2 separate regions of the Homo sapiens genome follow, and region 1 is linked to region 2. A link is a contact called in ENCODE Hi-C data. All regions are on one chromosome and are shown on one strand. Each heading gives the region's core, a stretch centred on a gene start or an enhancer-like site at or near the end of the contact. The rest is flanking DNA. Distances are from core to core; before and after follow the strand shown. Region 1 has its middle 90 kb from the start of LINC02225. Region 2 has its middle 120 kb from the start of LINC02225.

Evidence for each region. A loop is a pair of places that touch in the nucleus more often than their neighbours do. Pooled maps may share reads with other maps.
Region 1: a map of head of caudate nucleus shows a loop between it and region 2 (3-fold over the local background). The contact joins two enhancer-like sites. A Hi-C loop is called at or near these places in 3 of 168 maps with a recorded cell type or tissue (PC-3, head of caudate nucleus and mammary epithelial cell) and 1 of 50 pooled maps.

The regions. Positions count from the first base shown.
Region 1 is chr5:57,987,593-57,990,471 of GRCh38, reverse strand. No RefSeq gene overlaps it. Among named protein-coding and RNA genes, the nearest start is that of LINC02225, 90 kb to the right of the region's middle. Within about 2 kb of position 1,296, at least 2 of the 41 ENCODE cell types and tissues checked have a DNase peak (open chromatin) inside an H3K27ac peak, as active enhancers do.
Region 2 is chr5:57,778,100-57,780,986 of GRCh38, reverse strand. No RefSeq gene overlaps it. Among named protein-coding and RNA genes, the nearest start is that of LINC02225, 120 kb to the left of the region's middle. Within about 2 kb of position 1,391, at least 7 of the 41 ENCODE cell types and tissues checked have a DNase peak (open chromatin) inside an H3K27ac peak, as active enhancers do.

The DNA of each region.
Region 1 (2,879 bases), core at 47-2,546, 210 kb before region 2:
CGAGTTTAAGTCATAATAAAATGCTCCAGTTACTATCGAAGTGAACAGCAAATTGACAGTTTCTTCCAAGATCATCCTTTTCTTTTTTCTCACTTCTAACAAAATCTTTTCTTAGTCATGAAGGGCATGGCCTTCTTAAACAGCAACATGTTTAGCAAGAAAAATAAATTTTAGCTTGCTATTTTCCCTGCATCATTAGTTAGATCACAGCTCTAGTCCCCAAAATCCAACATAGTTTAGCTCCATTACTGACTACATGCCTTAGTAACGTGAGGTAATTCAAAAGTCAGATTTTTCTCAGAAGCAGAATTTGGGTTTTAAAAGCAATGAAATCGATAGTGCCTCCTTTCAATCAAAGGATGCTTACAACACTGGATTCTCATTCAGTTATTATTACTTAACTCAGTTTCCATTTTGCTCTCAATAGTCTCACAATTGTTATAAGAGAAAAACAACAGGGATTCTTAGAACCGTAACCAATTGACTCAATGCTGGATGTTATTTAGTAACTTTCATTTAACAAACACCCTGCACTTACCACAGTAGCTATATGTATTCTCACTGTCATTGACAATGCTTTAAATCCATTGCATTCCCAGAATAGTATTAATAACACATTTTCTACTATTTGCTACACTTATCTAATTTTCTTTCAGGTAATACAGACTGTCTTTTAGATTAATTGAATAGGCCGGTGAACTTCTTTATTATCACCAATCTGCTAAAATGAGAAAAGAAAGAAGAGAATAAAATATCTATTGTACACATCTTAATTATCAAGTGATTTCTAAACCGCTGATAGTAGACTGTTCCCAGCTTCACTCGTTTGCACTTTGGATCAGATTTGAGTCTCTTTTCTGAAGGCTTTGTTGGTTCTGCCTCTGGGTACACTATGACTCACCTTCCGTGGGAAGAGGTTTGTGCTCTGTTTAGGTGAAAACATTAAGACTCCTTAATTTCCTTAACAGAATAACAACATTACTACCTCTCTATTGAGAGCATGCAAATGTCTTTACAATGAACAATAAAACTCAAAAAAGCTGCCTTTCAGTCATTCTCCAGGGAGTTCCTATCAAAAATGGATTTCAGATTAATAATATTCAAGAGACATCATTAAAGTAATATTGATGTCAAATTCTTTTTTTTTTCTAGCAAGTTCTAATAAGCAATGCACTTGGACTACATTTGCTTAATTCCTTTCTGAACTGCTTCCATTTGCCAATACAGCAGCTGTCTCCTCCAAAGGCTGTTCTGCTGTGTTGGGTATCATCACTGTTTTAGGCACCACTGCCACTCTAGCAGATGCTACTCTCTCCTTCTGGGTATCACCAGCTCCTACTGGGTACCACACACTCTGTTGGGTACCACTGCAGATGCCACCATTGAAAAAAACTGATATTCCAAAATGATAACACCAAATGGGCATTCTGTTCTCTAGAATGCACTAGGTGCCAAAACACTTCACAGATCATCAGGAAAATGGTATTCTGATGAGTATCTCCCACTCATTTGTCAAACTTGCTCAGACATTTTTCAAATCCAGCAGAGGATTCCACATGGGTTCAAACGTGCCACACTGTTACTTTAAATGTAAGCTACTTCAATTCCTTTTTAGAAGCAGGAGAGCAATGTTATTATACACACATAAGTAAAAGCTTATATTTTTATCTACAGAAGAAATGCAGAAGAGGCTGTGCTCATAGCCAAAATAAACAGATTCTTATATGGTGTGATCTAATGGTATCAAAGTATAATTTACAGAAGCTCAAATAATTAATTCATATAGATATAAATGTTGCATATTTTTAAATGTTTAAGTTAATAAAGAGGAAACTAGTGGCCGGGCGTGGTTCCTCACGCCTGTAGTTCCAGCACTTTGGGAGGCTGAGGCAGGCGGATCGCGAGGTCAGGAGATCAAGACCATCGTGGCTAACACGGTGGGTGAAACCCCGTCTCTACTAAAAATACAAAAAATTAGCCATGCCTGGTGGCGAGTGCCTGTAGTTCCAGCTACTCGGGAGGCTGAGGCAGAAGAATGGAATGAACCTGGGAGGCGGAGTTTGCAGTGAGCCGAGATGGCACCACTGCACTCCAGCCTGGGTGACAGAGCAAGACTCCGTCTCAAAAAAAAAAAAAAAAAAAAAAACTAGTGAGATGATAAAGCTAGTTTCAAAAACATTTGAGAAACTGGATACTTACAAGCATTAAATAAAAACAAAAAAAAAAAAGAAGGAAGAAGGGAGAGAGTGAGGAAGGAAAGGAAGGAGGGAGGGAGGAAAGGCAGGTTAGAATAAGATTTCTGGGTTAAATTTTAAAAACTACTTAATGTCCTGTAGGGCAATGACAGCACAAAATTTGAGGTTATCTTTTCAACTGAATAGAAGTACACAAATTAACATATGTCTGGATGAAAACTAAATGGTGAATAACAAATTAAACATATACACCCTCCTAGAGAATTAAATAAATCATCCAGTAGTCTTGTTAAACAGCACCCAAGTGATATTGAAAGGACATGCCTTCCCCAACTTTTTACTTATTTTTAGATTTTAGATACTATTTTTTTAAGTCTCCCGTTTTGGTTGCAAATAATCTGCAAAAATATTCTTGATTAACTAAATAAGGCTAGTCTCATATTTTGGCCTGATTACTTACATATGTAGAACAAGAGGAGTTAATTACTTTTGTTAGCCTCCTTGAGTTTGCTCAGTAAATCTAGAGCTATTTGGCATTGAGCAACACTGAACCAGTGATTAGCTTCTGCCTGGAAATTTTTATAAAAACTCTTAGATTTGACTTATAAATGCTTCCAATTATTTATTCTTCTACCTAGGGATAGGAACCATAGCCCAAGAAACTTCCTCACCTGCTTTATTCAT
Region 2 (2,887 bases), core at 142-2,641:
TAAAAATTTGTCTCTGTTCTTTCTTAGTGCTAAAGAAAATGTCGAATAACCCTGAGAAAGACCACCACTAACTCTCTAGGACAAAATGTTTTACTTCCTTGTGAATTGGCCATAAAAAGAGTTACCCAAACAATGCTCATTGATTGAAGATTGACTGCCCCACATATCTTGAAGAAATGATAAGAAACTACACAGTCAGCAGTTAAAAGTGTTAGAGAGAATGAGAGAGAGGGTAGACAAGTGCCACCCAGAAGTAAATAGATTTCCTATAGCACTGTGATCTTTCTTATCTAGAGGAAGGTTTTGTTTTTTTGTCAATCAATCCCAGCAGATCTTCTGAGGGCTGACCACACCCTGGACTGGGGAATGCTCGGGAAGGAATAGGGGAAGGAAGAGGGGAGAGGCGATTTCCTGATGGGTCAGGTGCTGGCAAGTGTCTGGACCCTGGGAAAGTCGTGGTGTAGGAATTCCTCTCCTTGGAGAGCAACCAGAGCAGCAGGAACAATGCTGGGAACCGCTGGTGGTGACTCTCAGGTCACGCCTTGAACAGTGCAGTCCATGGGCACCAGGCTAGGACACCGCACCTCCCAAACCCTGGGCAGCGCAGTGTATACTCCCCTCGTTCAGTCCGGCTGCCGACGTGGAGTGCTGTTCTCCTGGCTAGTTCTATTTAAGGGAGACAACTAGCTTCATACAAGATTAACGCATCAGGATAACTAAAAAGGCAAAGTCTGATTAAGACTTTCCTTTAGGTCCCAATAGTCCCAAACGGAGACTACCACTTTCTTGGCTCTTGACTGATTGTTCTCCCAAGGGAAAGGCATATTTTGACTCTCAAAGTGATCCCTTTATGTGCAGTTTCTAATTTGTCTGCAGAGATATAAATACTTTAGATGGCGTCTCTCCTTATAAAGCAACTCAAAAATTATATAACTGTGAATTAAAGGGCCATGTTTCCCTGCTTCTGTGTCCCCATGCCCTTTGAAGACAGTGTGCTGAGGAGGCACAGAGAGACCTTCTGCCTTGGCCAGAGCACCAGTGAAAGTAACACTCATTTAATGGAGGCTATAATAGCCTATTTCTACATCAGTTTTTCTTCTATTTAGAAAAGTTTCTTCTCTCACTATCAAAAGTAAACTATCTGTTAAGAAGTATTTAATTACTATAGGAGTTTCCTTCAGCTAGATCAGTGCAGAGAAAAGCCAAGATAAACCAAGATAAATCCATTTTAAAATGCCTTATTGAAAACCAGATTTCCTACTTCTTCAGAGACTAGCTGGAAAATAACCATTAGGATAATTTACTTGCCTTATTTTCTCTTTCATTCATATGTGAACAGGACACCTAGCTCTTCCTGAGCATTTTAGAAGCCTCCGTGGCCTTCAAATCTGGTGCATTGGTGACCTCTAGAGGACAGAATCTCATTCCAGACTCAATATTAAGGTTAAAGAATCCAGTGCTCTGGGGAGAATGTGAATACATTATCAATATTGCAGCTGCAAAATAGCTTTGGGCTCTCACAGGCACAAGAAGCTTCAAGAAATTATCTTCCTCCAGGTAAAATCTCCAAGGTGTCAAATGATGCATTTTCTTGTAAATGAGAGAAGTTTGTTGTTGATGGAAACTTTTAAAAGATGGATTATTTCCCCTAAGATGTAGCCCGTTTTTTGACAGATTCCCAACTGAATCTGAAACATTAGATTCCCAACTGAATGGGAAACATTAGAGGTTCGCTGAAGTGGATGTCTTTCGCCATCTTTTGCCTACTCCCCACCCCTCAGCATCCTGCCCAATTCTCAACACAAGTATTTGAGAATATCAGAAAAAGGATTCAAAGACTTATTCTGGAACCCCTCTACATTGTCAGGGCTTTGCATTTCTTGGTGTGAGTAAAGTAGCTTGCCATGCTTCACTACATTTTCCTTCACCAGCAGAGCTTTCAACATAGCTGAGAGGGGTTAGAGAGGGGTTAGAGAGGTCCCAGGGCCATAGAGGCTGAGTTAAGGCATGATTGTGCAATGGGCCTCTAATCTCCCATAGCATTTCCAAGAGGTCCTGGGAGAGAATTGCCTTTGCATTCATTCATAGACAGAGCCAAGAGCTTTGAATCGCTTTTACTCTCAGGTAGTAACACAGACTCCATGCTGCTTAATCCATGGAGACAGAAGTCAGACTTACAACTCAACCTGCAATGCAGGGCCATTTAGGACCAGGTCATGGCATCATTGAATAAACATTGTTTTTTAATGTAAAGCTGTTCTACATTCTGGGCACATTTCCTGGTATTTATTATATGTTATCTTTTATTTTCACAGCTGCCCTGCAAAGTGTGTGTTAATCTATTTATTTTACTGATAAGAAACTAAAAGAGCTCACTCAATCAGTGTTACACAACATATAACTAGAAATTTGCTTATATTCCTAAATGTGTGGTATTTCCATTATATCACAAGGTTTCTAACATCAAATGTTTGGGCAGAAAATGAGTGTTTCACCCATGGTTTACACTACTCACTTTACAAATAAAGAGATGGAGGAAAAGAAATAGCATGCCTGAGGCCACACACTTTAGTGGCAGAGTTAGAGTTAATAGCAAGTATTTTAATTTCCATGCCAGGGCTTGGGTCACTATACAAAGTGCATAATGATTTCCTTCTTGCCTTTGCAGGAGCTATAAAAGATGTCTATGAAAGTAGCATAAATACCAGAAAGTAATTCTCCTTTAACATTTCCTCTTCCATTTACCTGACTTTGGTTTTCCACATTAGGGAGCGCTTTCTGAGGAACCCAGGGAATCCTACAAGGCTCCCAACTCTAGCTCCAAGGCCTCCCTCACCATTTTCTCTTTTGTACCATTGTCCTTATTTATATCTATATGGGAAAGAAA